2 separate regions of the Homo sapiens genome follow, and region 1 is linked to region 2. Evidence: chromatin loops called from intact Hi-C (ENCODE). Cell type or tissue: psoas muscle. All regions are shown on one strand.

Region 1 (5,000 bases), 360 kb before region 2:
CAGATATGGTGAGCCCATCCTATCTCACTCGGAGGGGGCCCAGATTGGATCTGAAGGGGAGTCCCAAGAACCCAGCAGGCATCCCAAAGCTCCCGCTCCCTTGGTGGGAGTTGGTTCAAGGAGGTCCTGACGACAGGACTCCTGGGGGTTTGGCCCCAGGACAGCACACCCGCGGTACCCTCTCCCACGCCACCGCAAACTGGACCTCGGATCCAGTCACTGCCGAGGCTGCAACAGGAGCCCCTCTGCTACCGCGCAGTAGCCATTGTTTCAAGGGGCAGCAGCCTGACTTCCAGCACCGGAGCTTTAGTCGGCCTAGCCAATGTGCCTCCACGAGGCTCTAGCTGATTGTCTCGTCACAGTGATTTCCACTGTTGTCTTGATATCCAGTCCCTGAATTTTGGCATAGAAGGAGTTCTCCATGGCTGTGCTTCAGTGAAGGGGCTTTGTGCCTCCGGCCTGTCTTGCAGGAGTCTTAATACCCTTCCCATCCTGTGTTGCCTCCTTGCTAGGATCAAGACGACTGCACCCCAGCCAAGGACAAAGGCCTCACAGGTGCTCATTGTCCACCCGCAGGACAGTGCCCACAGACCTTCAAGAAGATGGTTCTCACTCCTCTCACCCTTTGCCCTCATTGAGAAATCTACCCACAGCTATACACTGGGACGGAGAAGGAAGCTGGCTACAAGATGGGGCAAACATGTCTGTCACTCAAACGCTGGCCTTCCTGCCAAGTCACCCATTTGGCACTTTCTCCCAGATGTCCGTGATAGTGGCATTGTGCTGTGGCATTGGCCTCTGCTCTGTCCTCCCTCTTGCTCTGTCTGCCCAGTTCCTGTGAAGCCTAGAGGCTTCTTAGTCTGGCTCAATGTCTTCAACAAAGAACACTTCCCAGTCCATTAGGGAGAAATTTCATTGGGGTCCCTTTTATGATTGCTTCCCTCTCCAAACCTATTTCTGGATGATAGGGTATGATGATCCTGGAGTTCTGGGCTTCCATACCTGTCTTGGACAGGGGAGCTCCCTTTGTCTGCATGTCCCAATGATGGCTTTGTGGTCAGTCCAGGAAGGGCGGGAGGCAACCCCACCGTGGCTGACCTTTGCCTTCTAGAAAAGTTAGTGTTGCATCCCACCTGCCCTTCCTCTCTCATTCCTGAAGGCCATCTGGTTCCTCTGCTCCTGGGGAAAGTGCCTCCAAGCACTGAATCTTTTGGCTGCCACGGATGTCAGGGAGCCAAACGGACTGGGTTTTTCTGGGTGCAGGGGAGGTGGCATCAGGGGTACCTACCGGTGGCGGAATGTCGGTGTGGTGTCATTTGTTGAAACCTCTTGGCCCCTCTGGCAGTCATCCCTGAATGTGGCTTGGACTCAGGCACAGGCCCTGTCTCACAGGTTTTCTAGTGTGCTTGGCTTTTCCTTGGCTTTGTGTGGGAGGTCCCAGCGACCCACCTGTGCACACCTGGATGTCACTATCTGTCTCAGCATCGCCCCATACAGCCTCAAAGACACACACTGACTCCATCTGCTCTTGGGGAACATTAGTGCCACGTGTGGTCACATTGGCTCCATCTCGGACTCGCCTCTGTCTCTCCTTGCACATGTCGTGGAAAGCAGTGTCAGGATGCCAGAGCCCCGAACCTTGGAGATGAAGTCAGGCCACAGCTCCACCTAGGAAGGAGGGAGGCAGTGGGCTCATGGATCAGTGCATTTTCAGCTGACAGTATGCCTTGCAGCCCTTAGGATCTTTCTGTGCCCCAGCGAGACCCTTCCCGCCTCACTGCATTGTAACCCCATTCCTGATCACCCCGTGGGATCCATAGTCAGATCTGAAGAGGAGTCCAGAGAGCCCAGCCGCACCCTGAAGCTCCTCCTCCACTGGGAACCGAAGCAGAAGACCGATCAAGAAGGTCCTGATGACAGGACCTCTATGGGTCCAAACCTTGGGCCTCCTGCAGGACCCTCTCGTAGTCCTCTTCCCACCCGCCGCCTCGGACTGCGCTGCCGCCGCCACCGCTGCCCCAGTCCCCAGTCCCCTCAGCCGCGCGTCGCCGCCATTTTTTAAAGGACCCGCCGCCTGACTCCGGAGCAAGCGGGGATTCGGCCTCGCCAGTGCGCATGCACAAGGCCTGAACCTCCGCTTTGGTCGTAGTGATTGCCACTGTTGCCCGAGGATGGGTCCCTGAGACTTTGCGAAGTAGGAGCCCCGTGTGATTGTGCGTCAGAGTCGGGTCTGAGAGCAGTCCTGGCCAGGGCATTAAGAGGATGGTCTCCGGAGCCTGGGATTCTCGGAGGGTCGACCACCAGGAAGAAACCTCAGAAGGAAGAAACCTCAGGCGGATCGCCAGGGCGGCAGCGCGAGATCCCAGCCTCAGGCCTGGATTCGGGGAGGGTGGACGAGGGCCCTCTCCCAATCTTCACTTCACCCGCCGCCGCCCCAGTCCCCGCAGCCGCCGCTCCGCGGTCATTTTTCTTTTCTTTCTTTTTCTTTTTTTATAGTCGGAGTCTCACTCTGTCACTCAGTCGAATGCAGTGGCGGGATCTCAGCTGACTGCAAACTCTGCCGCCCGGGTTCAAGTGATTCTCTTGCCTCCGCCTCCCGAGTACCTGAGACTAGAGGGATTAGTCAGAGTCGGGACTGAGACCAGTCCTGGCCAGGGCATCAACAGGATAGTCTCTGGAGGCCGGGATTCACGGAGGGTCGTCCAGGAGGAAGAAACTGCGGGCGGAGGGCCAGGGAAGCAGCGCGGGTTCCCAGCCTCAGGCCTGCACGGACGGTGTGCCAGTGAGTCTCTTCAAAAAAGGAGAGGTTTGCTTGTGTGCCCGTGGGCTGCTCTCTCACCAGTGGGTTGTAGTCGTGGAGAGCAGAACCCTGAAAATTCAGGGGCTGCCTGGGGGTAGGTGTTACCGTGCCACTGCTGTATGTCTTTGTGCGTTTGTGTGTGTGCGTATGTCTCTCTCTTGTTTCTCTCTCCCCCCTTTCTCACTCTTTAGCTCTGTGTCCGTCTGTGTGTGCGTGTGTGTGTGTTGGGACACATGTGCCCTGTGTGCCAGAGGGCGGTATCTTCTACGTCCACCTTTCCTGTGGTCAGCCTCTCTCCGCGTCTCTGCCTGGCTTGTGTGGCCCGTTGTCAGTCATTTTTCTGGCGGTTCCAGTTTAGGTTTGTGAAGGTCCAGATGAGGTGGGGAGCTGCGTCTCTCTTGAAAGAATTTAAATCACCTCCCCACCCTGAGAGGCCTCTTTTCTAGGATTAAGGCCTCACCCCCCAGCCAAGGATAATAGCCTCACCGGAGAGATCATTGTCTACCTGCAAGAACAGTGCAGAGCGACCTGAAAGAAGATGGTTCTCATTCGTCTCTCTCTTTCAACTCCTTGAAATATCTAGCCACAGGGTAACACAGGTTTTGAGAGGATGGGAACGGAACGTGGCAAGGATCTGTGAGTGTGCAGGCTGTGTTTCACATATCATTAAACTTAGTCTAGTGAGGGTTCTGCAGATAGCTGGTGTTTAAGTTTGTTTTATTGAATCAAGGAAAAGAAAAAATGCTAAGAAAAAAATGACACAACTTGCCTGCCAGCCCATCTGACTGTTACAAATTTAATAGTAATTTTAATTTATCTTCTCATGTAAAGGTCCTTGGCAGTGATACCTAATTTCCTAAGATAGCCTTGCTTTATATTGTATGATTAAGATGTCATGCATATCAGACTATCTGGAAATTCTTCCCAACGTCCTTGACATACGTGATTAATCACATTTCCAAAATAACATACCAAAACGAATAACAGAAAATCATTTTAAGTTGTGGTTCCTTCATGCACAAAACATTTCATGTGTGTCTGGCACTCTTCCGGCCACAGATTTCATCTTAACCTAAGTATTGAAATGCTTGTGCCCTTTGATTAATGTTTCTATGTAAATACTTTGATAATAAGCTACATTGAGGCCAGGTGCAGTGGCTCACACCTCTAATCCCAGTTCTTTTGGAGGCTGAGGCCAGCAGATCACGAAGTCAGGAGATCAAGACCATCCTGGCCAACATGGTGAAACCCCGTCTCTTCAAATATACAAAGAATTAGCCAGGTGAGGCCAGGCTCTGGCTCATGCCTGTAATTCCACACTTTGGGAGGCTGAAGAGGGTAGATCACCTAAGGTCAGGAGTTCGAGACCAGTCTGCCCAACATGGTAAAACCCTGTTTCTACTAAAAATACAAAAAATTAGCCGGCTGTGGTGGCAGGCGCCTGTAATCCCAGCTACTTGGAAGTCTGAGGCAGAAGAATCACTTGAACCGAGGAGGCAGAGGTTGCATTGAGCTGAGATCATGCCACTGCACCGTCTGGCCTGGGGGACAAGAGTGAAACTCTGTCAAAAAAAAAAAAAAAACCTGGTCTATACTGAAAATACAAAAATTAGACCCTGAAGGTCACGTCCAAATGAGAAAGACATTGTTTGTCTCAAATTGTCTGACACTAAGGAATAGTGCAGACTGGACAAGTGAGGTGACTGACACCTGTAATCCCAGCACTTTGGGAGGCCGAGGCTGGTGGATCACCTGAGTTCAGGAGTTGGAGACCAGCCTGACCAACATCGTGAAACTCCATCTCTACTAAAAAAAGAGTACATGAAAATTAGCCGGCTATGGTGGTGCATGCCTGTAAATCCCAGCTACTCAGGAGGCTGAGGCAGGAGACTTACTTGGACCTGGGTGGCAGAGGTTGCGGTGAGTGGAGATCACACCACTGCACTCCAGCCTGGGCAACAAGAGTGAAACTCTGTCTCAAAAAACAGAATAGTGCATAGTAAAAGCAGATTTATGTATGTATGTATGTATGTATTTTCAGAGAAGCAGGGAATCTGGAATTTTGGGTGAAATGTCTGTTTCCAAAAGCTGAAAATGCTCTCAAATGGAAACTTCAGGTTAGCCTATATCAAACTTCTCCTTGTTCTATGTGTGAATAGCATGGGACAGAGGGAACAGCTTGAGCCAAGGCAGGATGGTG
Region 2 (5,000 bases):
ACTTCTGGAAGAACTGTATTAAAATCTCCCACCAAGACCATCGTTTTGTCAAATGCTCCTCATGCTCCAGCTGTTTCTGCCTTACATATTTGGATGCCAAGTCATCTGGGGGTTTATTTGCCAAAGGAATAAAGGAACAGGGCCCAGGAAGGTGCAGGGATCTGGCCAGGGAGGGGCAGTGGCAGGCGCTCAGCAGCACCCAAGACTCACCACTGAGCAGTGAAGTCCACAAACTCGGGGGAGAAACGGTCGGCTGGGAGCTGGGGGGACGGCTCCTCCACCACCTGCTTCAGCTGCTGGAACGGGGTCCCCCAGGACTCGTAAGGGAACCGCAGGATGGCCATCTCAATCTGCAGCGGGGACAGGGGGTCAGAGGCCCCGGCCCCAGATACAACCACGCTCTGCACCCAGGAGCGAGGGTTGGGGGCTCCCACCCATCCTGGTACCAGAGCCAGGCGTCAAAGCTGCACAGCTGATCTCCCTACCACATCCCAGCAGAACAAAGGCGAGAAAGCCGGGGATGCCAGCTCTTAGCTCCTCCGACCCAGCCAGCAGGACCCAGCTCAGGAAGCAGATTCAGCCCACACCGGGACTGGTGGGACCATCATAGGGTTTTCAGAAAACCTGAATTCTGAAGATTTTACAAAACAATGCAGGTTCCAGCTGCTCTGGAAAAATCTGAGGAGCTGGCAACTTTGGGCCGTAGCCTCATGAGCCAGGTGGGCAGGTCCCAGGTGGTCACAGCCAATCCCCTTCCTAACATCTGACCATCTCAGACTTCAGCATCTGCTGTCATTAATTTGGGCTGTTTTCACAGAGGAGGCACATGGGAAATGCTACACACACACACACACACACACACACACACACACACACACACACAGCTGTCTCCAAGGCCGCGGACAGAGTGTGAGACCATGAGGCTGCTTCGCCTCTGCACCCGTGAGCCTGCAGCCTCATCTTCTGCAGGGCCCCAGCAGTTTCCCTCCTAGACAAGTGGCCTGTGTGGCCACATGTGCCCTGCTGGATCCAGATTTCCTGTGGGTGACATCGGGCCGGTGGGTCTCTGTCCTCGCTCCAAGCTCCCAGCCCTGTGGTTGGCAGGAAGTCATCATGGAAGGGACGGACTAGCTAGCTTACAACCAACTCTGGGCTCCAATCATGATGACTGGATGGAAAAAACAAGTTATGTCAGCCCTGGCCCCGGCCTGGAAGAACAGAGAATTCCGAGGCTCCAGCACAAGGGCCCTCACTGCCGGCCGTCATCACCATGATGAACGGAAGAGACCTCAGCACAAACACTTGGCACTGGCAACTGGAGCCCGGACAAGACCCTAAGGACTGTGCTGAGACTGTGCCTCCCATCAGGCTAGAGGCCCTTTCCAGCTCAGACAAACACACCCACACAGGCAGGGCCCACTGCGTGTGTGTGCATGTGTGCATGCGTGTTCACAGGACAAAACCGTACCGATTTGGGGGGCTTTTCTCTTAGAATTTTCACTGACTGCAATATGTAGAGCAAGTACCCCATACGAGCTACAGGAGAAGGACCAGCGGCCATGAGAGTTATAATTAGAAAAGCAGAAGTGTCCAAACCTTCAACCTCGTACTCCTTTATTTTTTCTAAAGAGCTCAAAAAATGAAAAACAACAAAAATAGCCTCCAGACACGAAGATGTGCCATATGGTGTTTTCTGCCAGGAAATACTAAGAAACAGCCTGAATGTCCAGCGCCAGGGGCCGGCCCCACCATGGGGGCGGAGACCCAGCCAGGACCGTAGTCGCACCCCTGTGACTCCCCAGCGACAACACTAACAGGCCAGCACCCAGTCAGCACTTGCTCCTGGCCAAGGGCCATCCCCGGCATGACCCCTGTCTGTTCTGGGTGATTCCCACTGGCATCCTGAGGCTTGTGCAGTGAGTGGGAAAAAGCCAACGCCAAGAGAGCTCTGGGGCCCTTGCAGGATGGGGGGAGGCCGAGGCCAGAGCCCCACCCAGGGGGACTCTCCCGACTCTGTTTCATCAGTCGCTCCCCCAGGATGGCTGAGAATTTGAAATGGAAGGAAAACAGCAGGAACAAGGGAAACAACCCACATCAGCAGACAGGGTGACTGAATGGTGGCAGATGGTTATGGAGTCTTTGGAAGGGATACATACAGGAGTCTATTATAATTTAGAGAAATTGGCCAGGTGCGGTGGCTCACACCTATAATCCAAGCACTTTGGGAGGCCGAGGCAGGCAGATCACTTGAGGTCGGGGGTTCGAGACCAGTCTGACCAACATGGAGAAACCCCATCTCTACTAAAAACACAAAATTAGCTGGATGTGGTGGTGCACACCTGTAATCCCAGCTACTTGGGAGATTGAGTGAGGCAGGAGAATCACTTGAACCTAGGAGGCAGAGGTTGTGGTGAGCCGAGATTGCACCACTGCACTGCAGCCTGGGCACCAAGAGCAAAACTACATCTAAAAAAAAAAACAACAAAAAAAACAAAAAACAAAAAAAACAGAGAGAGAGAGACAAATATGAACAACATGTAATGCTACAAAATTTTTTTTAAAAAGTTTTTTAAAAAGAAGCATTACGAGGCCAGGCGCAGTGGCTCACACCTGTAATCCCAGCACTTTGGAAGGCCAAGGTGGGTGGATCACGAGTTTGAGACCTGCCTAGCCAATATGGTGAAACCCCATCTCTACTAAAAATACAAAAATTAGCCAGGCATGGTGGCGCACGCCTGTAGTCCCAGCTACTCGGGAGCCTGAGGCAGGAGAATCACTTGAACCTGGGAGGCGGAGGTTGCAGTAAGCCGAGATCGCACCACCGCGCTCCAGCATGGGTGACAGAGCGAGGCTCTGTTTCAACAACAAAAAAAGAGAAGCATTACATATTGTTTGTATTTCTCTAAATTTTAATAAAACGTATTTTATTATATGTAATAAAAATATTATATATATAATATAATGCACAATGTTGGCACTGAAACGGGGTAAGAGGTGTCTCTAGGTAGAATAACTACAGTCATTTTCCCCTTACTGTGCCTCTATTTTTATGTTAGGTTTCCACTACGTTTGTAACTTGTGAAAGAAAAACCTAACCTGTGCCTAAAGTGACCACCTCCGCCTCCCGCTGTGTGCACCTGCTGATCCTCCATTAAGCCGGGAGCATTCCCTGCCCTTGAACCTGGGCTGGCCTGTGACTCGCTGACCAACACAATGAGGCAGAAGTGATGCTGTGCCAGTTCCAGGCCTAGCACTTCAGAGAACTTCCTTTTAGATGCCAGCCATCATGAAAGAACTCCAACTCTGCTGACACTGCCATGCTCTGAAGCCCAGGGAGCAGGCCAATGTGAGTAAGTTGCATGGAGAGGCCAGGCAGAGGAGGCCCATGTTTGTGAGGCCGTCTTGGGCCTTCCAGACCAGCCCAGCCCAGCCATGACCCCAGCCAATCCCAGGTACAGCAGAAGAGCCATCCAGCTGAGCCCAGCCACAGTGGTGGAAACATGAGAAATAAGAAACCGCTGTTGGTTTGGGTCACTAGGTTCTAGGGTGGTTTGCTATGCAATATTTGATAACTGAAATATACACTTAGCACACACTTGTCCAAGTTCCACCAGCCATATCAGAAGGCCACTAGCCATGGTGGCCCCAACAATCATGATGGATGGACAACTGGAAGGGAGACAGGGAGATGGGGAAGGGACATAGGGTGTGTGTATGTGTGAGGTAGTCATGAGCAGGGTCTCTAATATCCAACCAGTTCTGTGCAGTCTAAATACAGCAAGAACTTGTCCTTTGCATCAAACTTAGGACTTGGAAAACTGTTATTGCAGATACAGCACCTGCCTTCAGCCTGAATATTCCTCTCCACCTCAAAAAAAAAAAATTTTAATTGAAAAATTACATGTCACCAATTAAAGAAAATTGAAGGTATGGCCCAGTCCCACCTCTCTGACAAAATTATTTCGACTTTGAGTCTTTCCCAGTCACTGTCTACAGATACACTATTTATAAAGTTACAGCCACAGGCCAGGCGCAGTGGCTCAAGGCTGGGCGTGGTGGTTCACGCCTGTAATCCCAACACTTTGGGAGGCTGAGGCAGGTGGATCACCTGAGGTCAGGAGTTTGAGACCAGCCTGGCCAACATGGCAAAACCCCGTCTCTACTAAAAATACAAAAATTAGCCGGGCATGGTGGCAAATGCCTGTAATCCTAGCTACTTGAGAGGCTGAGGCAAGAGAATTGCTTGAACCTGGGAGGCGGAGGTTGCAGTGAACTGAGATTGTGCCATTGCATTCTAGCCTGGTCGACAGAGTGAGACTCCCTCAAAAAAAAAAAAGGCCAGGCACAGTGGCTCACCCCTGTAATCCTAGCACTTTGGGAGGCAGAGGCAGGCAGATCACCTGAGGTCAGGAGTTTGAGACCAGCCTGGCCAACATGGTGAAACCCCGTCTTTTTTAAAAATACAAAAATTTGCCAGGTGTGGTGGCTCACGCCTATAATCCCAGCTACTGGGGAGGCTGAGACAGGAGAATTGCCTGAACGCGAGAGGCAGAGGTTGCAGTGAGCTGAGATCATGCCATTGCACTCCAGGCTAGGCAACAGAGTGCAACTCCGTCTCAAAAAAAAAAAAAAAAAAAAAAAAAAAAGATAGCCGGGCATGGTGGCACGAGCCTGTAATCCCAGTTACTCAGGAGGCTGAGACAGGAGAATCACTTGAACCTAGGAGGCGGAGGTTGCAGTAAGCCGAGATCGTCCCATTGCACTCCAGCCTGGGCAACAGAGTGAGACTCCATCTCAAAAAAATAAAAATTAAAAATAAATAAAGTTATAACCACATGATGATGATAACAATGGTAGCAGCAACACCAGTAAAACCCACAACACCTGCGTCAACTCTCTACCCACCAGACACTTCTCTTCGCTCGCTCCCAACCCTCCCTCCCTCTCCTCTGACCCAGCCACCCAGGCACACAGCAGGCACAGCCCCACCTCAGGGCCTT

Evidence for each region. Peaks named below come from ENCODE experiments on the same cell type or tissue, not always from the same donor. Only the 100,000 strongest peaks of a DNase experiment are listed, where the experiment ranks them.
Region 1: it touches region 2 in a loop (8-fold over the local background); 1 of 110 quality-filtered maps calls a loop at or near these places.

What each region holds. Positions count from the first base shown.
Region 1 is chr17:21,671,714-21,676,713 of GRCh38, reverse strand. No RefSeq gene overlaps it. Among named protein-coding and RNA genes, the nearest start is that of KCNJ18, 18 kb to the left of the region's middle. In psoas muscle, no CTCF peak of the experiment used is centred here; a DNase peak (open chromatin) is centred at 2,746.
Region 2 is chr17:21,307,492-21,312,491 of GRCh38, reverse strand. It overlaps MAP2K3 (mitogen-activated protein kinase kinase 3), which reads right to left. Exons shown (of 12, transcript NM_145109.3): 10 at 211-350. Among named protein-coding and RNA genes, the nearest start is that of MAP2K3, 25 kb to the right of the region's middle. RefSeq lists enhancers at 1-505, 2,830-3,329. In psoas muscle, no CTCF peak of the experiment used is centred here; DNase peaks (open chromatin) are centred at 1,261 and 1,881; H3K27ac peaks cover 1,377 bases.